Regions from separate parts of the Mus musculus genome. Here regions 1, 3 and 4 are each linked to region 2. Evidence: chromatin loops called from intact Hi-C (ENCODE). Cell type or tissue: left cerebral cortex. All regions are shown on one strand. Region 1 overlaps Atp8a2 (ATPase, aminophospholipid transporter-like, class I, type 8A, member 2). Region 2 overlaps Gm33582 (a long non-coding RNA gene). Region 3 overlaps 4930563I02Rik (RIKEN cDNA 4930563I02 gene). Region 4 holds the start of Atp8a2 (ATPase, aminophospholipid transporter-like, class I, type 8A, member 2).

Region 1 (8,000 bases), 150 kb before region 2:
AAACGAGTAGTCAGGAGATGAATCCAAACACAGAGAATGAGTAATTCTTAGAGTATGTGTACAAATCCACAGGTGCCCTGGGACCTCTCAGCAATGTTGAAGAGACAAGTCATATTTTAGCTGTTTAAAGATTCACTGGGGAACCCACTTTTTCCTTTAACATATTTAATAGCAACCACACATCCAAATCCCTCAACACAACAAAATAACAACCATGCTTTGTTGGAAGACTAGGAATGGGGTCTCCCGAAGTTGGCAAACATACTCACCCATAGGTCACACCAGCAATGCTACACTTCTTGAAGTTCATGATATTACATGTAAGAGTTCCAGTCTTGTCTGAAAACAGGTATTTTACCTAAGCAAAGAATAAACAAAATGCAGAGAGAGTAATAGGGAGCTGGAGAGACCTGGGTTCAATTCCCAGCAACCACAAGGTAGGCCACAACCATCTGGAACTCCAGCTTCAGGGAATTTAGGGCCCTCTTCTGGATTATCATGTGGTACACAGACATATGCACAATCAAAACACCCATACACATAAACAAGTAATTTTTAAAAGATGGGTGGGATAAGATGCAAGGAACAAGACATGAAGTTGTCTGTATATCTGAAAACCTGCATGAAATTTAAATGTGAGTCAATAAAGGTAAACAAATCAATCATAAGTGATGTACTTTAATTCATAGACATTTACAAAACCTTTTCTATTACTAATTCTACACTTGGGTAATGAAGAAAAGAAGCTTCTGTAACCCCTCTGGCCAGGTCTGTCAGCATCACTGGCCAGGTCTGTCAGCATCACTGGCTATGGTCTGTCAGCATCACTGGCTATGGTCTGTCAGCATCACTGGCTATGGTCTGTCAGCATCACTGGCTATGGTCTGTAGCATCACTGGCTATTAGTCAACATTTCAGTGATATAGTTTATTCTCCCAGGTGCTTGCATGTTCTTACAGAAGATGCAATTCTTTTAAGAGTCCACCCATTGACTGGATTAAAAATGGCCAGCATGGCAAGACATCTCTAAAGACACAGAAGTGGCACTCGTGTGTTAGCAGTAACCAACGGCTGCCTAACTGAACTTGAAGCCCACTCAACAGCATGCTAATCATTCCTGGTACTACAAACCTATCCATACCTGGAGCTAATGAGGTCACAGATCTCAGAAGAGAACCTACGACCACCAGACCAGCATATGCCCTGGCTTTTTTAAAAGGTAGTCTCACTGTGTAGTCTCGGTTGGCCTGGTACATGCTTGTTTGACCTTTTTATTTTCTTTCTTGAATATCTGCCTGCTTCTGCCTCCCAAGTGCTGGAATCAAAGGCATGAGCCACCACACCTGGCCCAGACATAATAACTCCTAACTAAATTCTAAATACTTATCCTTACATTCACAGTTAAATGTAGCTCTCACACCTCATCAAAGAAGCTGCTCTTTGCAGCAAAAGAGATCACCAGTGAAACCCACCACTGGCCAAAATGCAGAGATCATAGAGGAAGCTCGGCACCAAGAGATATACCTACAAGATAACGCCTGTACCTAAGGCTCAGGGATCATGGAGGAAGAGGAGGTGAAAAAGACCATAAGAACCAGAGGAGCAAGAAGGCTAGTGTGGAAGTGTGTCTCCTGGAAACAAAAGGGAAGCTACAACCCATGCTACCTCAACAAGACCTAAGCAATGACAGCACCAACAGATAGCTAACTTGGAAAGAGAAATTTTCACCAGGCTGTATCCCTAGCACAGGTAACTCGTGGCTGCTATCGGGGGTATCTACTGCCGTAATAAACCATGATGACCAAAAGCAACTCGGGAGGAAGGTTTTATTCTTCCTTCCAACTCTTAGGTCATACTCTATCTCTGAAGGAAGTCATGGCAGGGACTCAGGAGTGAAAGTTAGAGGCAGGAGCTGATACAGAGGCCATGGAGGTTTACCGCACACTGGCTTGCTCCCCATGGCTCGCTTAGCTGCTTTCTACAGAACCCAGGACCACCAGCACAGGGGCAGCATGTGATTTTATTCTATTTTATTACAAAATTTGACTGAGAAATCTGAGTTTCAACTTTCTAGCAATGACTCAAAATGCTCTGATGTCACTGCAGGACTGATTCTGTCCTTAAGGAGAGAGAAGAGGGAGAGGGCATCTGACCCTATTCCTGGCCCCCAGATGAAGGAGAAGTTAGGCTTACATCTTCCCAGAGGGGCATGTGGCAGGTGCTGCAGGGAAACAAAGGCCAGACTTAGGTAATCTCCAGTCCTCCACCTGTCATTCATCAGCAGGCTTCCCTGAGATGACCTAATCACAAATCTATAAAATGAGCATGTGGTAATCCACCACCTCCCAAGTGGATTGCTGGGAGGATTACGATACATAAAAATAAAACCATAGTCTTTAATTACTTTAGGTTGAGGATAAATTTGATTGTTTGGAGGTATAAGTTGTGTAAAATAAAATCATAGTCTTTAATTACTTTAGGTTATGAATAAATTTTATGTTTCCCAAAAAGGTTCTGCCTTGCAGTAGTTCAATGGAAGAGGCAGGCAGAATTCAACAAGAGAGCTGGGATGAACAAATAGAAATCAACGTGAGACCCAAAAGTCATGATTCTCTGGACTCTGTCAGTGATGCCCGTCCTTCAAACGACCCCCCATGCTTTGTGGGGTGGCCCAATAGCCAATGTCTTACCCTGTTTCCTTGTCATCTGTCCTGACAAACACATTGAAAAAGATCCAAAATCGCATTGTATTGTTGTACAACGTTCTGCACATTGTTCATTCAGATATGTTCTGGGAAAAATTATATACTGTGTCTCTAAAGCCATCTGACAATAGCATTCATTGCCACGTTGCAAACAGTCGTGGATAACTATTCCTGCAAAATCCCCCCAGATCTCCTCTTGCTAACACTTGCATCCTGCTCACAGCACTGCCCCCAAAGTCCCCAGACAGGCTCTCACCTGCCCCAGCTCTTCGTTGAGGTTTGATGTCCTGGCCATTGCAGGAGTGTCATTTTCAATATAATACATATCCATGTCCTGAAAGAGAAAATGGGGGAAGAGGGGAGGGAAAGGAGCCTTTAGACAACACGCACTTCTCATAGCTCATTAAGACTGACACAGAACCAGGCATCTTAAAATTGTTCCATTTTCATTTAAACCTTTTAACTTGGCTAAAACTGGAGCTGCATTGAGGACAGACAATACCTATGACACAATGTCACCCATGGTATTTAGGTTTGGGTTCAAGAGTATCACCTCATGTCCTGTGAGCTGGGTCAGTGCCTTGTTCACGGGCTTATTGTGAAAACCAATGTAAAACACACATGAAAGTGCCTGGTCTGGAAAAAAAATGGCCCAGAGCTTAATAACCATGACAATCCCTTTAAAAATTCACCTCACCCCCTACAGTCCGTCCAAGGTGACTGTCATGATGAAATTGGTGCAGAATGGACAGTCTGGTGAGCACATGAGAGGCCCTTTCCTTCTCGTAAATGAGACTTTGGAAGCACAGCCATGGTGGCCAGATGACAAGCATTCCCTGCGCATCCTCCTCCACCTTCCCCACCAGTGGCTATGCCAGCCATCCGTTTGGCTGGCTTAATCCCATGTTCTAACAGCTAACAGCCTCTATGATTTCTTTTCTGGGACTCCATGAGATGACAACGGCTCCTGGAGAGTGCGAGAGGGCGGTGGCTGGCAGTCCTCCAGCAGCTCATGTTTCACACTCTACTTTGAAACTCACCCAGTTTATGAAGAGGGCTTGCGTGTATTTCACAACCTCAAGTGTCACCAGCAGGCTGATAGGAATCAGATTGTTGTACAAGATGATAAACGTTAGCAAGTTGTAGCCAAAATTATCTGAGTTCGTGTCTATGGACAAAAAAAAAAAAAAAAAAAAAAAAAAAAAAAGATATCCATACAGCTTTAGTGGAAGTCTGCATTTAGTTTCTTCCCATTTTGTTATTTTGGACTTTTTCCCCCTAAAAGATGCTCACAATGAAAGCCTTCCTTATGTGCTGCTCTGGAGACTGAGAAGTTACTGAGCCCATTCACACTCCAAAGACTATTTCAATCACTGTACATTGTACTGATTGCTCTTTAGAGGCTGGCGAAGGAGAGAGAGGAGGGATCAGAAATAGCACTCTCCTGGGAGGGGAGTGCCCTCACTGGCCTCAAAGGGGCTTGTGGTTATTACAGAGGTAGCCATGCAGCACTCTGGGAACCAAGAGGGGAGGCTCCAGAGGAGGCAAGCAGAAGACATCCAGAAAGAGTGGACAAGTAGGTTAATAGAAACAAGCTCACAAGCATTTATTATTTTTTCTTTTCTTTTGGCTCTTTAAGAGATTTGAGATTACACAAAGCACTAACTGTAATTCTATATTGTTAGGTTGACAATACATACATGCAGTGCATATATGACAATAATAGTCTAGAAGGGGAGAGCATGGAAGTGTGCTGGTCTGATGTTTGTGAAGTTAATAGCACAAATGGTTTCTCATGTTGTCATCCCTAGAGCAACCATAAGAAAATGTCTTTTAAAATGGCTGAGAAGAAATCATTTGGTCATAAAACAGTCTCCAGATACACCCATCTTCAGTCTACATGTGAGTCCTAATATGCTTTCTCTACCAGAAAGCCGGGCATAGGTATCATGCTGTGGGGAACAGAGAGGAGGAGGGCATGACTACTACTCACAGACCCTGCATGGAAAGACCTTCCAAGAGATTTGACCCACAGAAGTGAGCAGCAGTCACCTCAGGACTCACCCATCTTCTTGATGTACCAACTCTTTCCGCCATGAGACCCATTCCAGAACAGGGCCCCCACAGAGCTCACCAGCGCCATGACCAGGAGGATACCAAACAGCACCAGGATCTGCACGTTGGTTACCTTCTCAACATTTGATCTCTTGAGAGGTGCTTTTGTTGAATTCTGTGAACCAGTATTGAAAGTCAGTAACCACCACAGAACAGGCTAGATGTAGGGGTAAGGAGAAATGGAGTAAAACAACCACATTCAATGATGGAAATGAAAAAGATTATTTCTCTTCCAAATATATAATGGAATTAAAAAGTGCATCATAGTATTGAGTAAACAGACTAGTTTTTAAAAGACATTCTACAGTTTAAAGAACTTACCTGAGGTGATTTGAATAAAAATGGCTTATATATTTAAATGTTTAGTCACCAGGGAAGGGTACCATTTGAAAGGATTAGAAGGATTAAAAGGCGTGGCCTTGTTGAAGGAAGTATATCACTGCAGGTATACTTTAAGGTTTCAAAAGCTCATGCCAAGCCCAGAGTCTCAGTCTCTCTCTCTCTCTCTCTCTCTCTCTCTCTCTCTCTCTCTCTCTCTCCTTACTGATCTTAGCTACTGCTCCAGCATCTACATGCATACCACCATACATCCCTACATAACAATAATGAACTAAACCTCAGAAACTGTAAGCAAGCTCACAATTAAATGCTTTCTCTTGAAATAGTTGCATTGGTCATGATGTCTCTATACAGATTAGATCATTGACTAAGACAACACCCCAACCCTGCATGATCTATTCTGTACTTTCATTTACACCTTTGCACAACATTAACAACATTCACAAGCACAGTGGCCTCTAGCTAATGTAAGTCTGGTCTAAAAGCAACCAACATACAGCTAATCCTTCAGCTGAGGAGAAAGAACCTCCAAACCAATAAGTTAGCTCTGAGATAAGTATCAGAGATATTTTTAAAGCATGCATGTTCCTTACAGTAGAAAGGAATGAAAAAGGAAGAAAGTACAGATATATCAACAAAGTAAGAGAGAACATGGGTAGATAACAAGGCAAATGGACAAAGGTTCACTTGAAGAGCTCAAGGAAGGGCTTTTACAGTGAAAGAACCTTGAATTGAGTTATGTAAAGAAGATAGTCAAGAGGGCAGGAAGAGAACAAAGCCTCATGCCTGGTAAAAAACAATTTGGTTGGAGCTAAGGCCTATGTTGGGACCTGGGTATACCAAGATGTTTGGGAAAGCTGCACTTGAGGCTCATGGCATCTCATATGGAAGATCTGAGACTACATCCTCTCAACAGCGGAAATGACAATCATGTGGTATCAACAAGATAATTATATGCCTGAATCAATTTTATAGAAGAAATTTCCAAAGATGATTAAGATATGCCAATGATGGGCCCCAAGAAGAACTTCACAGAGATGGCTGGCCTGAGTTTCCTGGATGAGCTCAGTCTACTGCACACGGCTCTCATATCACAGCACCACCCATGTCTCTCCAAATTCCATTGCAGACCCAGAAATTCTGTTCACTTGTGAGCACCAGGGATTCCCCACTGGGGATGAGGAAGTTGGGTAACAGCGACACTTGGGAATTTTAGGCTGTCTTCTGGGTATGTTCCTTTTATTCTGCAATGTTGTTAGTTCACTAAATTGTTTTTTTTTTATGGACTTTGAAGAAAACTCTTCCAGGGTCAAGATGAAAATTTGTTAGTAAAGGCCATCTTATAATCAGTCAGGCGCCACAGGAAGGCTGCAGGGACAGTACACTCACATCTGACCTCCAGCTGAGATCCAGGAGTCATTCTATTTCAAGACTGATTATTCAAATCCTTTAAATTCTGTATTTAATTAAAAGTCATTAAATTTGCAGGAAGGAAGAAAATGACAAAAGCTTTCATTTCTGTGACCCTGTCAGTAAGTTGAAGTGGTTGAAATCCAGTCAACCACTAGGGTTAAGAAAACAGGTTTTTTCATCCAACACAAGGAAACAACCTAAAACTCCAGGTTTTAACACAAGCCCAGCATGGAAAGCCAAGCTCAGCACACTCACTCCCTTTTCCAAACATTTCCACTTGCAACAATGAGTTTTTAATGCTCAGTTACTACTAGAACAATGAGTTCTTTTATAAAATTCTTAAAGGACACTATTACTCTGATGTCTGGGACTACAAGAAAAATAGGTCAAACTGTCAGGTGTTGCAAATGTTGGAATCTGACCTGTATTGTATACATCTTACTCCTCCTGAGAAAGCAGACATCAGAATGCTAGTCAGAATAAGCCTGGAGTGTATAGACTTGGACTTTAGACCTGGTCTCACTCTTTCTAGGTGTGTAAGCTAAGCTGGGGTTGATTTGATTTAGTTCTTCTGTCTTTAAAATAGCCGTACCAGGGCTAGAGAGATGGCTCGGCTCAATGACTAAGAACTGGCTGTTCTTGTAGAAGACCTAGGTTCAATTCCCAGTGCCCATCTAGTTGCTCATGTAACTCCAGTTCCAGGATCTGACACCTTTTTTTGCCTTCTGGCCTCCGCCAGCACCATAAACACATGGCACATGGAAATTCATGCATGCAAAACACCTATACATGTTAAATTTTAAGATATTTTAAATAATAAAAACACCTTCCTCATGCCAAAGAATAAATGAGTACATATATGTGACTCAGAAAACAATGTATGCTTTATTATAGCCAATGTTTCCTATAGTTATCAATTGATTCTTTGCCACTAAGCATGACCTGAGGGAGCTCTGACAGGTGCAAGATACACAATGGGAGTTCAGGAACCCAAAGCCATCCAGCTCCGGCTCCACTGTCAATTACACAAGTGTAAACAGTTAGTTCATGAACAGAATGGCTTCCAGCTGTGGATGTTATTTTATATTCCTTTTGAAATTTCATTGTTCATGTTGTTTCAGCCCTAAAGGCACGGCAAGTCTAGCACATATGTTTCCTGGGTTTTCCATCACTCTCAGTCTGTCAACAACAGTAAGTCTTGCCAAGGTTTGTCACACACAGGGCAGGAAAAATGTCCCTTGCCTTCAAAGGATGAAAATGACATGAGCTCATCTTGTCCACTGAAGACATAATGGGGAGGTTCTGATATAAAGTACACTTGGCCTGAACCCTGAAACTGTAATATTAATATGTGATCTAGAAGAACAATATTATATCCTGAAAAATCACTCAGGTTATGAGGGAACTTGGAAACAACTTGACTTCTTA
Region 2 (8,000 bases):
AATCCTTCAGAGAAAGGGGCCCAAGCCCAGAACTAGGACATGTGCGGGTGTGTGGTAGTAGGGTAGTGTCACGAGCCTGCTGCACAGCTGGTGAACAAACATCGCATCTGTATACTTTTGTTGTTTTGATTTGGTTGTTGACACAAGTTCTTATTAATTGCCCACCTTGGCCCAAACTGGGCTCAAAAGGTACACATGCCTTCCAAACAGCTGGGAGAGGAGTAAAAGCCACATCTGCCTGCACCTCACAGATGCATGTGCCCGGGAGGCACACGGACATAACTGTTCCCACCTCCGTGCTGCTCAATGCCACGCGGCAGGTTACGCTTTGTGTCTGCCCTTGACAATGCTATGGGGAAACTGCCCGGTCATAAATGTGAGCTCACTTTTATTTTTAGCCTTTCTTGGTGGTTGTTAACATTCTTCCCTGAGCACTTTTACTGGCGCAAAAGGATGTAAGTAACATCTTGTCTCAGCGTGCTATCGACTGGAGGTTATATTTAGTAAGTGTGAAGAGCCCCAGGGATAAGGGGGTGAGACCCTTCTTCAGAGGCACGGTATGAACATCCTCCCATAAGCCATCTGAAGGTTCTGGGAGAATGGCTTTAATGTAATCCATTTGTCTAGCTGGCACCTCCATCAGACGAGGATGTAAGATAAAGCATCCATTGTAAAAGTGAAATCAATTATTAAACAACTAAAGCCATCAAATTAGGGGCAGAGTGGCCACCTGCAGGCACAAGACAAGACTGCCTTTCAAAGGAGAGAACTGCCACACTTGAGAATTGACATGTCCAGTGGGTGTAAGTGTGTTGGGGGGGGGGTGACAACTGTCAGACATTAAAGAGTGGACAGTGTAGGATCAGGGTAACTGGTGAGTGTAACTCTGCATCATGCACACTTAGACATGCCTCTATGTAGCCAGATCCTGGGTAACACTGTCTAACTTGATCATGCATCTGGTAATTAATGCATGTGTATGCGAGTCACACACACACACCACTGACACAGCTCTTGGAGGGGGGTGGGGGGAAGATAAAGTCTTTCTTTACATCCTCATCCATAATGAAGGTAAAGAAATGGCCTGTAAGGAACCAAATGACAATGTCAAAATTTGAGTCCATTTCTCTCTAAACCTACAGTCTGGAGTTTTACCCTGAAACACATATTGTCTCCAAGAACTTCCAAACATAATCCAGACCTTCAGAGTAAGTACAAAATTACCCAGGACAGAGGTGGGTCAAGTCTGTGTGTGGAGTGCCCTGTATAGTGCAGAAAACAGAAGCAGAGATGAGACCCATATCTGCCTTATTTCCTACCAAGGAAGAGGGAGCCATCTAGAATGAGCGAATGAACCGGTCCTGTTCAGATCAGAGCTGATCCGGAACTGCACCAGCTCTGTGGGCCTCAGTTGGTTCTCCTAGAAATTAATAGGCTGCTCTGAAATAGTTCACTGTGAAGTGAAGGGATTAAAACTACCTTGTGCCATTTTCCAGCTCCAACATTCTAGTATCTGAGCTGCTGGGATCCTTCCTATCTTTAGCCGTCCTCACCCTTTCCTTTAAAACTCAGGCCAGGTAGTTAGGTTCACACAGGAGCCCATTGGAAAATCAAAACCAAAAGGAGCCCCTTACTGACCAGAAGAGGGCAGGGGAGACAGGTCTGTTGCTGCTATGTATTCAAATGCTATACACTATCTGAAGATCTGGCTGTCCCAAAGCCAGGGCCAGCCAGGGAATTCTGCAGTACACCAGCTTTAGTTGGATAAACCTTGCCCCGCCCCCTGCCCGAAAGTTATCCTAATTGGTTAATAAAGATGCCTGCAGCCTGAGCTAGGCAGGAGGGAGGGAGGCAGAGCAAAAGTTCTTATGCTTGGGGTCACAGAAAGAGAAGAAGAAGGAGAAGGAAAGAAGAAAGTCACCATGGGGCAGGTGGATCTCCAGTGCATGGCACGGGGGCTGGCCCGATGGAGTGGAGCAGCCCAAGTAGACCATAGTAAGTGATGTCTCAGAAATCACTTCCACAGGGAAGTAGACGAAATAGCGTAGAGGGTTGATATCCGCTCTGCTTTAGCGTATTTAAGATTATAAATCTAAAGGTTTCTGTGTCTTTTATCTGGGAGCAATATGGTCTGAAATGGGGTTAAAAACCCCTAAAAGATATTTAAAGACAGCAAGGGGGTACAGCAACCCGAAGAATAATAATCACCACAATAGAGATGGAAGGGTTGGGTAAAAATGTTGGAACAGCCCTGCAAGAGCATTTTCAGTAGGACTTGTAGCCATGCAGGTCCCGTATTTAAACTTATTAAAGGTATCAGCACTATGCTCGCTGCCTGCCTGCTCTTTATTGCCAAACTTTTATGACACCAAATTCAGAAACTCAATGATAGGGAAGACTCGTCTTCCCTAGCGAACAAGGATGTTGCAGTCCCCAGAGAACAGCTCCCCCTTCCTTCCCATCCTCGCTCCCAGCCGCCACTGCCTGCACACCTGTACACACTCTCTGCTTCGCCTCCCTGTTCACCTGTGTCCTTTGCCTGTGCATGTAGGCCCCAGGCTGGGTACAAGCTGAGAGCCACCAAGAGCAAGTGTGCTTTGTGCTTATCCCTAGTCATTGGGCTCTATCCAGAGAACACCTATCCTGTTCAGGGCCCTGTCTCCAGATCCCTGAAGTGTCTGGCACACAGAAGGTGGTCGTTGTATATCCAGGACCTCAGGCTACAGCCTGTCACAGACAACTGGGCTTTGGATCCCCATCACTTGATAAGTAAGAGATCACTGTGGAGAAGAACTGAGAAAAGTACAACAGGGCACCCTGAGCAAAATGGGAGCCTAAAGCTCTCTCGCCAGAAATAATGACCCCAGGTGGAACTGCTTTGCTAAACAGCTAGTTTGGCTGTTTGGCATCTGCTCTCAAAGGACTGTTAGCCATCAGACCTGCTAGTTTGCAGAAAAATGAGAAACAGTGGGAGTCTTTGAAGATCACATCACTAATATTGTATGGGAGTACACAATCGTCAGGCCTTTTACCCAGGTCTCCACCCGACCTCTCACCCATCCATGACTTATGTGTTCGAAATAGACCTGTGTTGTCAAGTCTCACATTTTATCCTCCACACCCCCACATCTGCCTCTAAACAGCTCTGCTCTGAGCCCTGCTTCCCACTGTGGCTCATGCCACAGACCACTGAGAAGCCCCTGTCTGGGATATCCTTCCTGTTGCGGTTGGACTGCATAGTCAGTCTTCAAACAGTGCATTCTCTCTCTTACTTCTATGGGAACCACTCCATTTGCTTCTCCCTCCATTAGCTGCAAAGCATAGCCTAAAAGGGTACCATGAACAGTCTGTTTCCAAGCCCGGTCTTCTAATCCTCTCTTGCACTCCCACTAACAGATATCTCTCCCCACAGTTACACAATAGCAGCTCTTCCAAGGTCATCGGTGACCTCCACGGAAGAGTCAAGCATCAATGCCCAGGTTCTTTCTGGAGCTTTTGGCGACATTCCTGACTCCCCGAACTGCTTCACACCCGGTTCCAAAACCTTTCTGTTGCCTCTAAGAGCCTCCAATTTGAAAATAGTGAAGTGCTCAGGACACCTTCTGATTCCTCTGGTATTACTTATATAATTTTTGGAACCCAGCGAGATGCCATGCACCTTGCGCAGAAATCAAGACCCAAAGCTTAACAACTGCAGAACATTAAAGCAGGCCTCTCCCAGGAGGAGGCCCTGTGCGCCTGCAGGAAGGGACCCATGGAGGCATCCTGGGAAGCACCTGAAAGTCAGGTCTCTGGCTGTGAACTCAGGCTCATGAGCTAGTCTCTACTAAACATCCCTACTAGGTTCTCCAGCAGGCACTTCAGATGCAATATGATCAAAGCTAAATCTCTCAATCTCCCATCATCTCCAAAGAACTAGCACTCTGCGCTCTCCCCATCCAAGGGTGTTTCTTTCTTCACAAAGCCTTGTACCCTTGGCACTGCTTTGGAAAGCACACATTTCCTTCCCTCTGGTACCTAGGCTGTCCCTCTGATTGCTCCCTGATGCCCCTGGGACTCTCCACCGCCTTGACTTGATATTTTGCCTGGTGACCTTTTCAGGAAAGGATTCTGCTCAAGACGAATGTTGCGGTGTCCTGATATTGCCCATGTTACTCCCTCACATTGCTCAATGTAAAGGTCGTTTATTTTTATATGTCTATTATCTCAAGACAGACAAAACCATAAACTTGACAAGGGACTTCAGCTCCAAACCCTAACCTTGAACGCTCATCAAAGATCTACCCAGACTCCTTTCAAAGGGGCCTGAAATGAAAGACGGGCATCGTTTTGGAAGTCTCCTCTAGTTTTGCATTATCTAAGCTCTGGGTCACCTATCAAGTGCTGTAGCGACAGAGTATCTGTGTGCTGGGGTCATGTTCCCTAAGTACATTACACAACAAAGGCATCTACAGTGAATGGTTGGAGAGGCTGTGTTGAGAAGCTGTGTTGCAAGTCCCACCGAGGCCCCTGCAGCTTCTGACCGCAGTGAAACCCTGCGCTACTCTGTCCTTAGAGTAAGCCAGAGCACTTGGGCCCCAGGTGGTGAAAACATTATTAGTGACATTCTGCTTCCCTTAGGTCTCTGTACAAGACCATACACTCGGTGACGCAAGCAGCCAACCTGAGAGGCAAGAAGTTCCCTACACTTGCCAAACTGTGCCCACGACAACTAGGAACAGGACAGAAAACGGCAGCTCCAGTCCTTTCCAGCATCAGCATCACCGTGTAAGGGCGCACAGACAGGCACGCGCGCGCGTGCACCAACACGCAAACGCGCACGCGGACGGACACACACACACACACACACACACACGAACACACATGGATACACGCATACACACAGACACATGCACACACGCATGCACAGCGTGCCAGGGGGGTGAGACTTCTCTCACGCTCGCCGCCCCTCGCCCCTTCCGCACGGTGTGAGGACTTTTGGCCGCGCGAGTGCAAGGTTGTCTGGCCAGGGGTCAGCAGGGCGTGGCGTCCGGAATCCCGCAGCTCCAGGCGCCCGGGGGAGGGGACAGGGCGAAGGGCGGAGCAGTGTCTCCCAGCCCTGGGCGCCGCCCCCGCCCCGGTGGCCCACCCTCCCAGCTCACCCACGGACGCGCCGATCCTCGCCCTCCGCGGTAACGACATCTTAAAAGCCTGGTCCAGGCCCGCGCCGTTCAGCATCGCGCGTGGCTGGGAGGCTGGGAGGCCAGAGGCGGGCGGTGGGAACTACGCGGGAGGCTGGACGCCAGGACCACTGCGCCAGGGCCATGAGCGAGCGGGCCGAAGGCTGAACGAGCGCCGCGGGTCGCCCTAGCCAGTGCCCGCAGCCTTGAGGCTGCGCCGACCGCGCCTCCCGCACCGCAGCGGCCAATGCGGCGGCGCCCGGAACGCCGCGGCGGCCTCGCTGGCCCGGCAGCGCGGGGGCGGGGACCCGCCCGAGGCTGCGCCGCCCGCCCGAGTCCTGGCAGGTGGCTCGGGAGATGCGGGCAGGGCTGCGGGGCTGGGTGCGGACTCCCGGAGGAGATGGGCGCATCTGGGCGGCTCTGGGCCCCAACCAGTCGCTACCTTATCTCCCCTGCCTGTCCCTTGTGCTGTGCAGCGGTGGGTCCTCCGACTTCCTTCCCTTTTTGTTAGCAGCTTCTGCTCTTTTGTATCCAGCCCGACAGGGTCTGCATGGGTCCTTCGTGCAATAAGAATTTCCAGGTTGAGACCTGAAATTCAGTGAAGTGCTGGGTCTGCAGCTCCTGTCCTCAGCGGTGTGTCACAGACCAGAGACCTCCAGAACGCTCACCCACCACACACATCCACTCCCACGAAACACGCAGTGCACCTTCTACATGCAAACAAATCTATTGAGAGGTAAGGGATGACTGGCCCAAGGTCACTCGGCTTGCTTTTGTTTGATTTCTCCCTTCACTTAATGTTTAAACTGAGTCCTTCTGAGCACAGTTCTATGGGGGGTAGTGAAAAAGCCAGCTAAATCTTTACTGTGTCTGACGAAATCTTGGCTTTAGACTAAAAACAGAAAAACAAACCAGCCAACCGGATTCTGATCTTACTCTTGCAGAAGAGATCAATCATTACCTTTCCTTTTACATAAAGTGGGGGAGCCTCAGGGGCTTGGAGGGCTATGGAGTGATGGGCTGTAGGAGGTAAGAAGGCGGTTGGCTCAACACGACTCAGTAGCCAGTGGTGGTTCAAACTTCAGGAGTCTAACCACGAGTGGTGTATTTTAAGCATATGTAGCACAGCCGAATTTGGTGAAAACTATTCTGGTGATGAACTCAATCCCGTGCGCACAACAAAGCACACATAAACTTCCTTAAGAAACAAAGTCAGCTAAATACGGATTGGACGTGACTATGCAAGTCCATAAAGATAGGTTCTATAGATTGACTGAGGGAAAATAAGTTTTTGATAAGAGTCTCAGGAAAGGTCTGGTGCCAGGAAAGTCTCGGGCCATGCAAACAGAAAATAAAAAAAAAAAAAAAAAAGGCCACCAGGCTAGGAACCGTCAGCCCTCTGGGCCAATGACAGGTGCTAATTCTTTTCTTTGAAGGGACAACCCTGTGTGCTTAGCAGCCCAGGCTCCCCACTTGGGTTATCTGTGAGCACAAACACCTCCAAGCCTCTTATGATAAAGCATGGACTCTGGCCCTAAGGGTAAACATTGTATCTGAGAAGAAATGACTCTTTAGCAGGAAGGTCCAAGAAACAGGAAAGGGATCAAGTGTTGAGCAGAGTGAGCTTCAGGGCAGCCCAACTACTCAGTGAGTCTCCCAGGCTGCTGAGGGAGCTCTCAAAGCTTAGGCTGACCATCGCACTGAAGCGGTTGGAAACATTCGTTTATTATTATATATGTTATCATCAGCATCCCCCAGACAGGAAACAATGACCACAACTCACTGAGAATAGAAAGAATAGACAGTGGTCGTTTGTAATTGTTCTCTGATTTCGTGGAATCACAGCATAAGATGGGCTCATTGCTCCTGTCTTTGTAGGTACCTTCTGGTAACCAAATTGTCCAACAGCCCTGGAGAAGTGTGGTGACGGTAGCCTAGGAAGGAAGGAGTCTTATTGTGCTGGGGCAGCCTGAGCTCACTCCCAAATGTAGCTCAAGATGACTTGAGACTGGTGGCAATCCTCCTGCCTCAGCCTTCCAAGTGTGGGGATTACAGGTATGAGGTATCATGCAGGTTTGTGGGAGGAGCAATAAGGCAGTCAGTTTACTTGCCACATGCAGGATAGACTGTCAAGGGCAATCGGGGAGTATTGCACTTATCTCCATGGTAAATGCCCCTCATTGCCTTTGCAGAGTTGGAAAGATTAGGTTGGTATTAGGCACAGAATGCAGACCTCAGTCCCACCATCCGGTGGTAAAAGGAAGAAAAGGCACACAAGACAAAAACCAAGCAATAAGCAGTGTTTCTTAACCACAACATCCAAAGGCAACAGAAATCACACACAGGCTGTGCTGCCTTTGAGCAGAAACCCTTGTGTCCTTGCCAGAGGTAGTCTGGCCTGAAGTATGGAAGATTTACCAACGGGAGGAAAGAAAGTCAGACATAAAATCCAGAGCAATGGGCGAGTCTGTGAGACCTGTTTTATCTCTACTTGTATGAAAGCAGAACTTTCAAGATAATTGCCTCAATTAATTGGCCATAGCTGCAGGTTTTTCCCAAGCCTGGAACAGAGCAGCCCCTGGGGAGAGGAATGAGGCCTTGGGAGAGCCAGCATCACTGAATTTGACTAAGCCACCAGCTCTGGAACCATTTCTTTTCAAAATGTTTACATGTGTGACTTTTTATAAACACACATATGCAACATTTTTTTTAAAGACAGTAGTGTGTGGAGAGCACATTAAAATATAGAGAAAGATGAATCTCAATCTAAACACCCCAAAACAGGCCTGTAACTCACCGATTCTCTCCCTTCCTCCTGCCCACAGACCAGTTCCTTCCTCA
Region 3 (8,000 bases), 79 kb before region 2:
CACTGACTTACTACTGGCCAGTTAGTGTTATAACTGTGAAATCTTTATTTTTGTATGTGGAGGTGCTGTGAGTGGAGGTATATATGTATGGGGTGTGTGTGTGTGTGTGTGTGTGTGTGTGTGTATGTGTGTTATGTGCACACATAGAAGGGTGTAGCCATGAGTATATAGGTGTGGAGGCTATAGGTCAATGTCAAGTCTCTTCTTCATCCAGTCTCCGCCCTATTTTTAAGACAGAGACTTTTATTGGACCCAAAGCTTATCATTCAACTAAGATGACTAGTCAGTGGGCTCAGAGATGCTCCTGTCTCTGATCCTAAGCTCTGACATGACAGAATCATAAAAGCATATGGATTTTCTAAAAGAGGTAGTGATCCAATTCTGTGCCCTGATTCTCACCCAGCAAACCCTTTACCAGCTGAACCATTACCTCCAGCCCCTAGTATTGTGAACTCTTGAATGATAGACTTAAACCAGAAACCTTCTTAACAAGTGCACAACATCTTAGACCACAGGAAAGACAGGACTAAGAGCCATATCTGCAGAAGCTTGAGTTCCGATCTCCTTATACTTGGTCATGCTACCCTGTGAGCTAAGCTAAGCAGCTGCCCACTGAGCCCTGGTTTCCTTGTCCACAAAATTGAAACTGATTATAGAAATCAAAGGGTGACGATTGTTCTAAAGAGTGCAAGTTGGTAAATATTTTAAACTTTGGGTCATGTAGGTCTCTCATATTCCTTCTCTTTCCACACCCTCTTCCCTTCCTTCTAATCCTCCTCCCTCCTTTCTTAGAACAAAAAAATCTTTAAAGGCTTTTTATTACTGTTTATTTCTTCAGAGTCTTCCAAATGGCCTTGTGTTAAAGGCTTGATCACCAGTAGTCGCATTATTGGAAGATACTTCAACCTATAGGTGGGAAGGCCTAATGGAAGGAAGTTAGGTCATTGGAAGGGATATGGGGACCCAGATCTCTTCCATCCTGTCTTTCATTCCTAGCCACCTTGGGGTAAGAATTTCTTCCATCATGGGCTCCCTCCATGATGCTCTGCCTTACTGTTGGACTAAACTCAACAGGCCAAGTGACCATCAACTGAAAATCTGAAAACCCAGGCCAAAATAAGTTTTCCCTAAATTGTTTACTGGGCTATTTTATCATAGTGTTGGAATGAGGACTGATACCATTGTTACCTCACAGATCAGCTTGAGCCTCCATGCCAGTTTCAAAGCGCTAATACATGCAGAATTCTTTCTCAGTTAGATGATGCTATCCCCATTCCACCTCCAGGAAATAATAGCTTACATCTACCACCCAGGCCCAGATCCAGGGCTATGAGTTGGCCCACCCCATTAGATGAACTTCTAGAGCCCATGAAAGGGCCAATCCTAGAAATCCAAAGTTGAAGGATCTCCATGACACAGGGCAACAACAGAATATCTGAGAGAAATCCCGAGAAGGATCCAGAATAACAGAAAGCAGAGGCCTCAAATGAGACCAATGACTCAATGTAATGAGCATTTACAAGCAAAGATGTGTAGACAAAAGAATATACTGTGTGACACACTGTGACACACTACAGCTTCCACAATGAGATTTTTCTTTTCTTTTAGGGGAGAAAGTTACAAGGGTGGAGGATGGGTACAAAAGCACAGGGTGATGAATGGGAATGGGAGCATGATGTGAAATTCACAAAAAATCGGTAAATACAAAATTCTAAAAACTCTATTACTTGACACTTTCTAGATGTGGCCATTCAAATTTTTATAATGAGGGGTAAGAGGTTAATTTGTCTTTCTCTTACTTGAAAATTATACAAAGGTGGCTCTCTCTATGCCTCTGGGCACGCCTCCACTCTAGGAAAGCAGAGTTGTGGCTGATTACAGAGCTTTTCAATCAGAAGCATGTGCAGACACACAAACATACATGCATGCTTGCAGTCTAGCGAGCATGCACACATGCACGCACGCGCACACGCGTACACACACACACTCACACACACACACACACACACACACACACACACACACCTCCTAAGACTTTCAAGCTTAGCTCTGGCTTCCACACCATATTTGCAAAGCTGTTTCATGGCTCTTGAGAACACAGGTACATCAGCGGCAGTTTGGGTGCTAGAGAGAGCCAGGGCTGATTACCTCGCCTAATCAGACAGACACAATGGCAGTGCTGGGCAAATGCAGAATGTGGTTATTTTTGCCTTGGCAGACACACTTGAGAGGCTTCTCAAGACCCCAGTTTGCACAGACTGTGTCTCTCCAAATATAACAGATGTGATCCACTCCAAGCAAAAAGTTCCGAAGCTCAGAGAACAATGGGAAGATGACAGTGATGCGTCCGGATTTCTTATTTCTGTCAACACTTACTGGATTCTTTTCTCTTCTCACGGGAATAAAGAGAATGCAGCAAAAGTAATAGGCCGTGGGCTGTTTATGACTTGAAATATTGTGGATGCTGGATTCATTCAGTGATCAAGTACCTCCTACATGGGAGGCATTTTGCTGGGTGGTGGGAGGGAGAAATACACAGTTGAAGGCATAGCTTTTTTGTCAACCTGACACAAACTAGAGTCACTTGGGAGGAGAGAACCTTAATTGGGGAATTGTCTCCATCAGATAGTCCTCTGAGCATGTCTATGAGCCATTTTCTTGATTAATGATTGATGGTGGGAGGACCCAATCTATTGTGTGCAGTCCCGTTCTTGGGAAAGTGGGTCTGGGCTATTCAGGGAAGCTAGCTAAGTAAGCCAGAGGGGACAATCGATCAGCTTTCCTCCATGGCTCTTGCTTCTGGTCCCACTTGAGTTCCTGCCCTGACTTCCCTCAGGGATAGACTGTGACTGGGATGTGTGAGCCGAATAATCCCTTTCCCACTCGTGTTGCTTTGGTGCTAAAGCAGTGATGGGCATCTTGGATCCTGCCCCTACATCATCAAAGTAGCAGAGAGCCAAACTACGACACTTCTATTCAGTAAGACCTGCAATACAGACTTCTGATCTCAAAACCCATTCTGTGTCCTGTGCTAACTCATCTTGTAAATTAAGCGAAGATAAATGTGCTTCTCTGGAAATGTATCTCATAGATAAAACCAGACTTTAAAGGAAAAAAATCTATGCTACATAAATTCTCAGTTCAGAGAATGAGAATTCATTCCAGGCTGCGTTGCCCACGGATTAAGTACAAGTGTAGTAATTTTTTTTATAGCAACCCTCTCTGCCAGTAGAGATTCTCCGCTGCTCCTGGGACCTCAAACCTGGACTCCAAGCAGAGACATCAGTTTTAAAATCCCATAGAGAATTCCATAGTCACACATTGCAGATATAGGGGGCAGGGTCTAAGATACCATCACTGCCTTAGTACCAAAGTGCTCCAACCCCTTCCACAATGGCGCAGCATCTGCATCTCAACTGCATTCATCCTTTCACTCACCTCTAGATAACACATCATGCCTGACACAGCCTAAGCTACACATAAACAGACCCTGCACCATGCTTCATTATCATATGCATGACATCCATTGTTATTCTTAAACATTTTCTATCCAGGGTTGCCTGACTCTGCAAATGTAGACCGTGCCAGCACAGAGTACCAACTTCAGTTTTTTAAGTTTATCCCATGAGAAGAGAAAACTCCTTCCTGTCTCTTGTGCCTCCGCATTAACTTGACAGAACCAGCATTGATGTGAGCCTATCTACCGAAATCCCTGATCCTGTATGCCCTCCTAACACTGCATTTTTATAACACAGCATCAACCACATGAAGACTTCCTTTGCTCATTTTCTAGGATCAGCTTTTGACATATGCTCCAGGAGGCCAGGCTCATGTTCATACTAGCCATGCATTAGCCATGTGCCTCCCCACAGAAGAAAGGCTTCCGGTAAATGTGTCCTGGACACGAACCAAGTAAACACAGGAGCTTCACTGTCCTCCTTAAAGTGGGTGTAGGAAGATGCAATTCCTCAAATTCATTTGCAGCTACTCTGACCACCTCTCCCTCCTATGGCAACATGTAACAGACAGCTGGAGAAAATGGAAATGTCTAGTTGCTTGGAGCTCATGCTATTGGAGTCATTTATGTGAGCAACTTTCAGTATGTCGTGATGAAGGATGTTTCGGTTCCATGGTCATCCCATCTTCTCTTGTGCCTCTCCTTTAAATGATACAGTGTAAATGGAGGGGAGGGACAGAGGTATGGAGAAGAGCTGGGCTCCTTAACAGAAATGTTGTCTGCTTCCTCTGGTCTACAGAACGATGACCTACTCTTCCTGCTTGGGGTCACGACTACAGCCTTTGCATGATCTGCTGGGCTTTATCAAAGGGTAGGAGTCTTTGCAAGTGGCCCTGCCTCACCCATGCAGACATAGAAGCATCTGCCACCTACTGGAGGCCCTCTGTTCACAGCCCTGTTAAGGGGCTCCTTGCTGTCCAGTCATCCCCCAAAACTCCACAGAAAGAGTATGGCAGGTCAGGAGAGCAAAACCTGTTGTTCTCAGTCATCCTTAATTATCTCTCATACCTCAGCTCTCTGTTTGGAGAACTTTCTACACAGAAAGAAATGGGGACCTGACACCTGTGCTCTTCTCTCTCCACCGCTCTCCTTCCACTTCTCCAACAATCAAAGGCAGAGGCAGCTTTCGTGAGCTCGCCTGATGCCATTCTCCAAGCAATGCCTAAAATCCCACGGAGGTGCCTCTCCTTCCAGGCAGAAAATGCTGAGGCCTGAACCATCCACCAAGCACTTTGTACACATGCTGAAGGGATCACAGTAAGCTCAAAACAAAATTTCCCTAAGTCAGTGTCCTTGTGTTTCTTGACATGGCTTTTCTTTCATGGAGGCCCTAAGTCCGTGGAAGTAAGATGCCATGGACAAGGGAAAGGCACATTCATTGTCCTCATCCATCTACCAAGGCAGCCCAGCTTGTCATGATAGCGCATCCTCCTTGGTCACAGCAACCCAGCATCTGCTTCCATCAGCGATCTCAATGCAACCTCTAACGTGTGTGTAGTCGGACATTAACAAATCAGTTGAGGCCTCCCTTCCCAGCGCCCTGGCAAAGCAAAGTTTCCCAGAATTCTGGCTCTTCCTAACTTTCTCGCTGATTTGACATTTTGTGTATCACATTTTCTTCTCAGACGTAGAAGTGAGAATACTTAAATTTAGGAAAATCTGTTACAGCAAAGGCTTATGGAGTGTCTGCCTTGCAATATCCTCAGCCCATTCAATCCTACCAGACCAATCTTGTTCACCATGTCACAGATGGGTCATTTGTAATTACAGTTCTAAAAGGCATGCTAGGCATGGCAGCATATGCCTGTAACCCCGCCACTTGGCAGGTGAGGGCAGGAGGAACCCTAGTACAAGGCCAGGCTAGTCTACATAGTGAGTTTGAGGCCAGCCTGGACTACATACGAGACATTATCTCAGGAAAAAGATAAATATGTGTCTTTTGTTGAGTCTACCACTATGCCAGGTGTTCTATATTTACCCATATAACAATCATACTCACTGTAGAGATAAGGCAATGAGTAATAAATCAGCCAGCTAACATCCAAATTTAATTTCCCTATTTGTTATGAGAGTCATTTTATGGTTGCTTCAAGGAGTATCCTAAAATGACCTTCAAATCTATTATCAACTGAATCTTCTATTACTCTAAGTTTTTCTCTGAAAATAAAAATATACCCCTAAATTCTATGCACTATAGGGCAAGGAAAAGAGAACGAGAAGAAAGAGAGGAAAATTCCATTGGCTCACAGGCATCCAGGTTTGACCACTTCACACTTAAGCCCAGAAAGTCAACCCCCATTGCTAGAGATTTACCACCTTGGAGTGAGGAACACACAGAAGAAAGCAGGGTGTCAAGATAGTGAAGACAAGAATTTATTCATCATTATTTAGAAATTCCAGGCATCATGTGTGTACAATACAGGAGTACAGATTCTCCCTGGATGCAGGAAAAAGGAACCCTTGAACGCTGGGGAGTGGGGATATAAGCTTGCACAACTACTATGGAAACAGGCATAGACTTTCTCTAAACATTGAAAACAGAAACATCATTCGATCCGGCGACGCCGCTCTGAAGAGTCAAAGTCAGCACACAATAGAGCTACCTGCATCCTGGTGATCACCACCAAATGAGTCATAATCTACTTATAACCAGCCAAGTGCTACCAATAGCTAGATGGATAATGAAAGGATGATGCACATATATATGGATGTGCACACACCCACAATAGAGTGTTACTGTACCACAGAGCAGAATGAAATCAAACCATTAGGATGGAAAGGGGTGGAAGCAGAGAACATCATGGCTAAGGAACATTCGCCTGACTTAGACAACAATGCTTTCTCTCATATGTGAAGTCTGGGGGAAAAAAAAAGAAGACACGAAAGGGGAGATAGACTATTAGAATGGGGCAGGGGCTTAAAGAGGGCAATGTGTCAGTACAATCAAAGTACATCAGAGGTGATGCATACCACAGCAAAGCTCACGATTTGGTTTAATTAACATACACTCTTAGAAATCCAATTTAGAAAGTCATCTTCTTGCATTTAATGATCTTGTGGTCTGGCGTGGAAAATCAAGAGCAGGAGAGCTCACAGCAATGAACATTGGGTGCTGCTCTCTGCCTGGAAGTCCTCTTCCTCAGTCTGCACTCTTCCTGATTATGACCCATCATTAGGACACAGCTTAGGTTTTCTCTCCTCTGAGGATATATGGTAACAACCCAGGTTGGGCTAGATGTCCCTGCTTCAGGTGCAGCTGGTCCGGTTTCAAGAAATACCTTGCTACATCTCACACAACCCTGCCACACATAGTCATACTGTGTGCAGCAACATTCATGGAATGCTAGTAAGAGGGATTGCCAGAAAGGCACTCCAGACAATGATCTCCTTAGCCATTGTCCATCCTCACTCTTGAGAGGGCTCACTGCTCCACAGTGCTCCCTTTGTCCACTATCCACACTCACACTTAAGGGTGCTCCACTCTGTTCTGTAAGAAAATGAAGTGTCCATACAAGTTGATCTCACATGAGTTCTTTCAAGAGAGATGACAAGGACTGGGAAGCTGAGGGCGTCCACAACAAGATCCCACTCAGCTGTGGTTGGACTTTCTTTGCCTTCAACATGGGAAAGGTCAGGACTGTCCTTCCTTGGACCATGGAAGTTCTTCCCTTAGCCCTTACAGTTTTCCTCAGTGTGTGCAATAGCCCTCCTTGGAGTCTCTGCCAGTCCATTCAGCACTTGTCCTAAGCGCTTTTGAGGTACTTTTCTATTATTAAGGTTAAATTCTGTGTGTATATTCTCAATTGTTCTATTAATGTCTAGTCTGTTTTCCAGGATCTACAGATTCAAACCACATCAGACACTACCATCACTTTGGGCAAACAGCCTAGGGAATGGATCTTGGAATTTCATACTGAAATGAGTTATACCTATTATAATCTTAGTAGTGACTATGTTAGTCTTGAAGATTGCTTGCTTAACTGTTATCTGTCTTTTATCTGTTCTATCTCCTTGCATCCAAAGTCACCTCACCCTTACATGGTCCTATGATGATCTTATTACATCTATCTGGGGTCTCCTTGATTATCTTCTAGGAAATTAACACTGGCAAGAGTGGAGACTCTAAAGCCCCCTATTCCTCTTTGCAGCCGTAAGTAGCCAAATCAACTGGACCCCATCTCCTACATGATTCAGGGACCTCAACTCCTGAAGATGCTTTCTTGGATATTAGCAGGATTGTAGGTCATTGGGGATGAACTTTTTCACAGTCAGCAGCTTAGAAAGCAGGAACCAGAGGGCTCTGCCGATTGCTCAACACATGGTCACCCATAACCTTGGCCCTGTTGCAGGCATGACTTGGATCTACTTGGGAGATCTTACTAATAGATCACTAAACTTCATAGAATTGCTAACTGGACAAAGGCTTTCTGATAAATAACAAGGGAACAAAAACCATTGTTTCCTCCTGAAAGAGTCAGTATAG
Region 4 (8,000 bases), 89 kb before region 2:
GCCATAGTATACCACATAATCTTTTACATACTTTCCCAGATGCTCAGCAGCCCCTTTCCCCACTGTCAAACACCAAGCGCCTGCAAAAGCAAGTACAGAATAATTGTCAGGGCCCCGAGAGTCCCAGCCACAAAGGGCCTGAACAACCGTAAGCTAGAGAGGACAGACTTCAAGACAACCCTGTCAGTGGACCATCAGGCTCCTCAGCTGTCCCCTCAGACCCTTTCTTTCCAAAAAGCTTAATTTAGAAACAACACACCTGGGGCTGTAGCATGTACTTAAGAGTGTGTAAGGCAGGCTCCATCCCCAGCCCCAGAGGGAGAGTGGCAGTCTGAGGACACCCATGTTCCTGATGATGAGAAAAACATCCTTTTTACATGGAAAATTATATTAAGAAAAAAATTCTCTAGTGATTTCCTTTTATGAAAGCCTTCCCTTCAATAGCTTAGCTTTAAAGAGAAATCCATGTTTTGTAAACTTGACTTCAGCACTACTAAAGTGCTCCAGTCCCGTGGCTCAGTGCTTTGTAAAAGCCCTAAACTCTAATGTCAAGAAGCTTTGTAATCAGTTCCTAATGAACTGCAAGTCATTGGCAACCATTAGTGATTCCCATTAATACTCAGCAGAATTGGAACATATATTCCAAGGTGATCTCACAGAAGCTCCAGGACCACACTGCAAAGTTCTTAGTCTATATCTGGTGCTTTTTGAAAAGTTCTTACAGGATAAACCATAAAGTAAGAAAGAAATTGTCATTTTAATACTTAGTATGATGTAAATGAATCCATATAGCAATACAACGGTAGTAAGCCTGCTTTATTTCTAGCCAATCCAATACACATACACATACTTATTCCAAACCCTTCTCCCAAGAAAGTATAAATGAAACTATATTTTCACGTAACCAGTTGGAATTCCTCTCAGGATAAAACTAGCTCTAATACAGACAGGTATGGAGGCCCCGTTACTCTTAAATGTCTGCCTCCTGTCCTAGTTTTCCTTCCATTGCTATGATAAGCACACAACCACAACAACGTGGGGGCAAAGGGTTTATTTACCTCAGCCTATTTGTTGAGGCCATCACAGGGCAGGGCAGGAACTCAAGGCAGGAACCTGGGGGCAGGAACTGAAGCAGAGGCCAGGGACAAGTGCTGTTTACTGGCTTGCTATCTGTGGCTCATCAACCTGCTTTGTTATACACCCAAGGACCACCTGACCAGAGATGCCACTATCCACAGTGTGCTGGGCTCACCTACAGGAATCATGTACTAGGAAGATGACCCCCCACCCCTGTCTTGGCTCCAGATCCATCTAATGGAGGCATTTTCTAACTGAGGTTCCTCTTGCTGTGTGTTTCCTATGCAAATGAGAGTCTGTATTTTATTAGAACTGTTTCAAACCTTCACAGAGATACTGAAATTGGCGGAACCAAGCAAAAATACCTTTTGAAAAGCACTGAAGTTTATTTAAAAAAATGACACTCCAATCCTATCTCCTTACATAATATTTAACTTCTTTAAAAAATGACCTGAGTGTTTTTGCAAGGAATTCAATAGTAGTATGAAAGGTGAGGAGACATAGAACTACATGGCCAATGCTGGGCTCCAGACAGCTTTTCGTGTATTCAGAGTAATAGCCATCATCCTATCATTCTCTAACTCCCACACCTTCACCTTCCTTCTCCAGGCCCAGAAACCACTAATGTGTCAAGAAACACTTCTCTCTTTGGGGCATATCACATATATCATTTCATATGACTTTTTACGACTTGCTCTTTCATTGACTACTTTGAAGGTTCATCCACATCATAATATTTTATAGCTAGAGTCATCTGAGTGAATCCCTCAGTGCATGCATGTTTTGGCCACCATGAGTTATGCTGCTATGAACATCTGTGTACACATGTTCGTGAGGACCTCTGTTTTCATGTGTGCTGGCTATGTATACCTAGCATTGGAATTATCCGATCCTATGGTAACTTTACCTTGATCCTTTTGGAGGCAGGCCAAACTGCTTTCCAAAGCAGCAGCCCTATGTGTCATTCCTATTGGCCAAATGTATGAGGCTCCAATTTCTCTAAGGCTTTTACAGATTTCACTATCTGTCTCTTTTTTAATTAGTCGCGCTAGTTTGTTAAGCTCTAATGTTCTGTTTGTAATGTCCCACATCTCAAAACAAGCCTATTTATTCAGGAATGAAGTCTCAGATATTCTAACATTTACTTTTTAAATTTAAAATGTGTTCAAAAGTCGTTCTTGAAACACAAAATAAAGTCACACAAATCTAACACTCCCTTAATAAAGGTACCATCTATATACATACATACATACATATGTGCACATATACATTGTTATTCTCTCCCAAATCCTATCAAGCTATAGAAATGACCAACCAGACCTTGCTGCCAGTGTGGCATTACCAAGGTACTGTAATAGTTAAATATCTAACCACAAAGTTTTAGCCGAAGCAAAAAACAAACATACAAACAAACAAACAACCTGGAAATCCAGACCTGAGTAGGATGTTCTAAGCAGCACACTAAACTATCCTCAGAAATCACTCACAGACATGAAGTTGGTCAAAGCTCAAAAGTTTAATGGTGGCTCAAAGTGTGCTAACACTGAGCTAAGAAACAAGCTTTGCACAGCAGCAAGAATTTGCTTGCTAGTCAGATAAGTGGGTTTGATTTCTAGCTTTCCCATTTAGTAGCTATTAATATATGAGCGTAGTACAAGATTTCACATCTCTCCACTCCAGTTTCCTGATCTGGAGGCAATGATTTGCTCCATGAGACACTGGAGATGCGCAGCTAAGGCGCCTAACACAGTGGCCAGCTGACAGAAAGCAGACACAAAAATGCTACCCTCCATTCATATTTCTGCTGACTCTGGGCAAGACTTCCTAGCAAATGAGAAGACCCTTAGCAAATGCAGTGGATCACTGGGAAATAAATGTGAGTCCCTGTAGCCTGTGAGACTCACATTCATTCCCTTATAAAGCACTTCCCCACAGATGTTCTGCAAACTACTCAAGAGAGCTGTGACAAAGAGAACCATCATTGAGGTTTCAGGGAGACTATGGAGATTCTTGGAAGGCAGTAAGGGGTGAGAGGACACCTTCACTTTTATCGGTGGCATTAGAAGAACTTCCATAAGGCCCACAGATTGGCTGGGCACAGCTCTGCATAGGAGAAGGCAGCATCTGTGTTCACATGGCCCACTGGGCGCTGGGTGTGGACCTCTGGGCTCAAAGTGGGTGCAGGAGGCAGAGATGCAAAGTGCTGGGGAAAGCAAGTGAACTGAGGGCCGCCCGGGTGATGGAAAAGCCATCCCGTGAATGTGAGCATTGAGCTTCACCCGGCTGCCTGTTCTCCTACCTGATCCGGTTGTCGCAGAATTTGTTGAGATGAGATTGGTTGAGGTAAATTATGCGGGCCGGTGCCTCTAGCTGGTCTCCAACAGACGTGGCCCGGGACATCTCATCCTCTGCCTTCTTGTAGCCCGCAGAAGAACGAACGGGTCCTGCAGAATCGAGGCGCGGGGAAAACAAAACACAAAGAAATCAGCCTCCAGGCCCGAGGCTGCGAGCAGGCTGCAAGCGGGGACCAGCCGCGAAGGATGCTCTGGAGAGACTGGGGCCGCCTATGCACCTAGCCTGCCCCTGGAGACTAGACCGTAGCCACAGCCGCCGCCGCAGCGGCAGGCCCCGCCCCACTCAGCCCCGCCCTGAACCTGTGAGGCCCCACCCCTTTGGGACTCGAGACGCCCCACCCCGACCTGTAAATAGGCTCCACCTCCTGGGCCCCGCCCCGCCGTGGACCTGTGAGGCCCCGCCCCTCCCCCCCCACCCCCCCTCCCCAAGCCTCATCCCAACCTGGATTCGTGGCGAAGGTTCCCAGGCTTCTCTAGCTCTGGATTTACCAGAGACCTCACGCTGCCCTGGACCTTCAGGAGGCCGGGTGGACCCAAGGTAACCCCATCTTGCCCGACCCCAGTGCTCCTGGGAGTCTGGCAGCCCAGAGCGAGATGGGGATGGAGCTGGCTGCACGGGTAGCTTGTGGTACCCGCGCTTGCCAGGTTGGCCCAGGGGCAATGGCAGGAGGGCTGCTTTAGTCTGCCTGAGATTGGAGAGGAGGCTAAGGGAGTCAGTAGCAAAGCCAGAAGACCTCCACTTAGCCGAGGCCACGCCTTGTCCTTGCACTCGGAACCTGGTTTTTCTAGAATCCTTTGACAATGTTTAGTCACAATGAGACAAACAACCCTAGCGAGATACCACAAGTGAAGTCATCACTGCTGAAAGTACTTCCACTGTGAAATCAGTCCCGCACCAGGTGGACAGAGCTTGTCTCCCACTGCGATCCTGCACGAGCTCTTCTGCTGGTGTCCATAAATAAGCCAGATCACCTCAAAAGAGCAACTTCATCTCCAGCTCTGGTCCAGCATGTGAGCTCCCAGTTCCTTCTTAAGTAGTTCCTGTGGCTCCTACACAAGCTTCCCTGCCTCCCAGTTCTATAAAACTGACAGCAAGCTTTATTTAGAAGCCTTTGAGCGGGCTTAACTCCCCAGCAGTTTTCTTAGGTGTATGCAGAAGTATATACTACACTGTGTGCTCACGTGTGTACACACACACACACACACAGAGAGAGAGAGAGAGAAGCTCAACCCAGCATCCCCTCTGGGAAAAGGCAGCCCACCTTGAGAAGTAACCTTTAGGGAGAATCAAAGCTCTGCAAGTGGAACCTTGTTTTCCTTAACTATTCATCCAACTAACGCTTCATCTTCTCTATCAAAAAGGTGTATACTACACACCATTTGCAAAACTTGAATCTTACGGGAGTCAACTCCCATTTGCTAGCTACAGATATATCTGTTTGCTGACATGAAGAAAATCTGGAAAACTACACTTGTGTTTCAATCATCTTAACTTGACTACAAGGATTGTAATCCCCAGCAGGAGAAAGCAGAATCTGAGAGGCGAACTGAGTATCTCAAGTGGACATACTATGCAGACCAGTGAAGAAGTAGTAAGCCTGGAGTCGGCCAGCATCCAGACCACACACCGGGGCCATGGTAACAAGCCAGATACAGTCCTTTTCTCTCCTCCTTCTTTTTTTTTAATACCTTTTATTAGGTATTTTCCTCATTTGCATTTCCAATGCTATCCCAAAAGTCCCCCATACCTTCCCACCCACTCCCCTACCCACCCACTCCCACTTTTTGGCCCTGGTGTTCCCCTGTACTGGGGCATATAAAGTTTGCAAGTCCAATGGGCCTCTCTTTCCAGTGATGGCTGACTAGGCCATCTTTTGATACATATGCAGCTAGAGACACGAGCTCTGGGGGGGGGGGTACTGGTTAGTTCATAATGTTGTTCTACCTATAGGGTTGCAGATCCCTTTAGCTCCTTGGGTACTTTCTCTAGCTCCTCCATTGGGGGCCCTGTGATCCATCCAATAGCTGACTGTGAGCATCCACTTCTGTGTTTGCTAGGCCCCGGCATAGTCTCACAAGAGACAGCTATATCTGGGTCCTTTCAGTAAAATCTTGCTAGTATATGCAATGGTGTCAGTGTTTGGAAGCTGATCATGGGATGGAACCCTGGATATGTCTGCTCCTTCTTCAATGAGTGCACCACACCCAGGCTATCTCTTACTATAGGAGCAACCCCTCACCTCTTCCACCTTCACCCCCTACTTTCTAGTGTCTACCCTAGCCAGGAGACAATGCCAAGTCCTCCCATTAAAGAGAAAGGGCAGCAGGAAGCCATGTCTACTTCCATATTGGCTACCCCATCAGCTCTGCTTCCTGGGTTTTAATCTAGGAAGACTGGGCTTTGTCTCATTTATTTTCTTTCAGTAGGCTAGGAATAGAGCCCCGGGCCTTTCAGTACCCCTCCACTAAACCATATTTCCAACCCAGTCTACATTTTAATGCACCTCCTACTTTTGGACAAATGGAGATACGTTTGTGAATAGCCTGTATAAAAGAATAGGGTTTTTTTTTTTTCCTCTCTGCCACTTGACGAGTTTCGTTTTCCACCTCAGCATTCACTGCCATCACCTGACACTATTTGTGATGTTTCCCCATATCCAACAGCCCAAGTTCCAGGACACCAGAGATCTGTTTTGTCTACAACAGTTACCTGAACTAGAATCCCAGAGCCCCACAGCCTGGCACATGATGGGAACCCATGAAGGATGTCTTCGGGTTTCCCAGGTAGAGCTATAGTGACCAGCACGGAGGACCAAAGATCTACCATTAGCTAGGATCAAACAGTCTGTTGACAGAACTGCACTAACATACTGGCTCTCCACTCCTCTAAGCTCTGTGTCCATGAAATCCATATCACCAAGGGAACTCCCTCTATTTACTACTTTGTGAACCACATCCTCCCCGATTCTGCGCCGCACTGCTTTGTAAGGGATACTCATAAACAGCCACACCTGAACAATCAGTTGTTAGATGCTTGTTTAGGAGATGTCTCTTGTCCTCAATCAAGTAGTTTAAGGAATCAAGTGGCAATCCAGAGCATTACAGCAGCCTGGCAGTGAGTGGTCATTTATAACCAAAACTAAGAGACTGAAGGTGTTAAGGGAGGTTAGAGGTAACACAGTAACTTGAACTTTGAGTGGGAAAGTGGCTGTGGGCAGACTGCAGACTGCAGATGACACGCTGGGTTGAGAAGGGCCAGCTTTGAGCTGGGTTTCATTTGAAGCCACAGAAGATGTCTAAGCAAGAAAGAGGAACACCCAGCAGTAATGGGGAAAGCAGCAGGAGGTTGGCTATACAGACAGCTGTGCAGTCTAGACACAAGCTAGTAAACACATGGGTTGACAGAAGAATGAAAGAAAACTTAGACCTGGAAAATGTCTCATAGGGGAACCGGAAGACTTGGTTTTGAGAGAGGGAAACTGGATGTGTGGGGTATAAAGGGTGAGAGGACTGGATACCTGCAGTTTAAATCAGACTAGGCCAGAAAGCACCACAAGAGAAATAATGGAGTGACTGCCTGTGGTTAAGGGCATATACTACTATTAGACAGGACTTGAGTTCGGTTTCTAGAACCCATGTTAGGTGGCTCAGAACTGCCTGTAAATCCAGTTTTAGGGAACTGGACACCACTGGCCTATATGGACACTTGCAAGCATATGACATATATACACACACACATACACATAATTAAGAATAATAATAGTTTGCCTAGGCAATTAAATTCTGACAACTACTATTAGTGCGGAAAGATTATTAACACAGATAAGTGGCAACAGAACAAGATTGACATCATATCTCCCAAGTTTTAGAATGCAAAAATGTTCATCTTCCTATACTTTTAACAGAGCCACACTAGGGGACTTTATTTCTATGAAGAAATGGTTAATCATCCCCAATGCCAAGATTCAAATAAATTCCTTCTACCTCTATGACCTCAGCTTGACCTACCCCTGAACTGGAAGATATATTTTCAAAATAACACAGATTTGTATTGCTTAAGTAAAACATTGTGCCATTTATAGCAGGGCACATCATGATGAAGGTTTCAAATTTGGACTCCTGAGACAAACCCTGAGTTAATGCATTTTGCAGATACCACCACACAATAGCCAAGCATATGCTTATAGCTCCCCCAAATAAGCAGGCACAGTGTCAGCAGATAGATGGGTCAATAGATAGCTGGTAGATGAGGAAGAAACCAAAGTGAAGGGAAAGGATTAAGAGAACAAGACTAGTGAATGGACAGGTGCCTCGGTTTGCTCCCACAGAAAGCCGTGGACAATTGATAGTCAAGCCTTTGAGGGAAACTTATCTTGCCTAGTCCTGAAGAATGGCTATCACAGCAGCGGTCATAAGTTTATGGTGGGTGAATACAAACTAAACCCACTGGATTGGATGCCTCTTGAAGGCACCTATGCAGCCATGGAACCATGGACTACTTCCTTATCTAGGCACTGACCCCTGCTTCCCTCATGGACAAGCTCAGGAGCTACATCTATGCTGTGCAAT

Evidence for each region. Peaks named below come from ENCODE experiments on the same cell type or tissue, not always from the same donor. Only the 100,000 strongest peaks of a DNase experiment are listed, where the experiment ranks them.
Region 1: it touches region 2 in a loop (10-fold over the local background); 6 of 42 quality-filtered maps call a loop at or near these places.
Region 3: it touches region 2 in a loop (2.8-fold over the local background); 2 of 42 quality-filtered maps call a loop at or near these places.
Region 4: a loop joins it to region 2, with 2.1 times the contacts of the local background. A loop is called at or near these places in 2 of 42 quality-filtered maps.

The regions. Positions count from the first base shown.
Region 1 is chr14:60,023,180-60,031,179 of GRCm38, forward strand. It overlaps Atp8a2 (ATPase, aminophospholipid transporter-like, class I, type 8A, member 2), which reads right to left. Exons shown (of 36, transcript NM_015803.3): 10 at 4,770-4,935; 11 at 3,746-3,873; 12 at 2,962-3,039; 13 at 270-358. Among named protein-coding and RNA genes, the nearest start is that of Atp8a2, 60 kb to the right of the region's middle. In left cerebral cortex, no CTCF peak of the experiment used is centred here; DNase peaks (open chromatin) are centred at 3,666 and 4,030; H3K27ac peaks cover 450 bases.
Region 2 is chr14:60,172,171-60,180,170 of GRCm38, forward strand. It overlaps Gm33582 (a long non-coding RNA gene), which reads left to right. Exons shown (of 3, transcript XR_874667.3): 1 at 1-1,995; 2 at 4,621-4,767; 3 at 5,695-8,000. Among named protein-coding and RNA genes, the nearest start is that of Gm33582, 4.5 kb to the left of the region's middle. In left cerebral cortex, no CTCF peak of the experiment used is centred here; DNase peaks (open chromatin) are centred at 4,766, 5,081, 5,522, 5,734 and 1 more place; H3K4me3 peaks cover 2,583 bases; H3K27ac peaks cover 1,953 bases.
Region 3 is chr14:60,093,663-60,101,662 of GRCm38, forward strand. 4930563I02Rik (RIKEN cDNA 4930563I02 gene) reads left to right here. Exons shown (of 3, transcript NR_166718.1): 3 at 2,219-2,425. Among named protein-coding and RNA genes, the nearest start is that of 4930563I02Rik, 10 kb to the left of the region's middle. In left cerebral cortex, no CTCF peak of the experiment used is centred here; DNase peaks (open chromatin) are centred at 3,184 and 5,172.
Region 4 is chr14:60,083,206-60,091,205 of GRCm38, forward strand. It overlaps Atp8a2 (ATPase, aminophospholipid transporter-like, class I, type 8A, member 2), which reads right to left and starts at 3,709. Exons shown (of 36, transcript NM_015803.3): 1 at 3,377-3,709. The coding sequence starts at 3,477. 4930563I02Rik (RIKEN cDNA 4930563I02 gene) reads left to right here and starts at 4,301. Exons shown (of 3, transcript NR_166718.1): 1 at 4,301-5,069; 2 at 7,943-8,000. In left cerebral cortex, no CTCF peak of the experiment used is centred here; DNase peaks (open chromatin) are centred at 3,682, 4,086 and 4,374; H3K4me3 peaks cover 892 bases.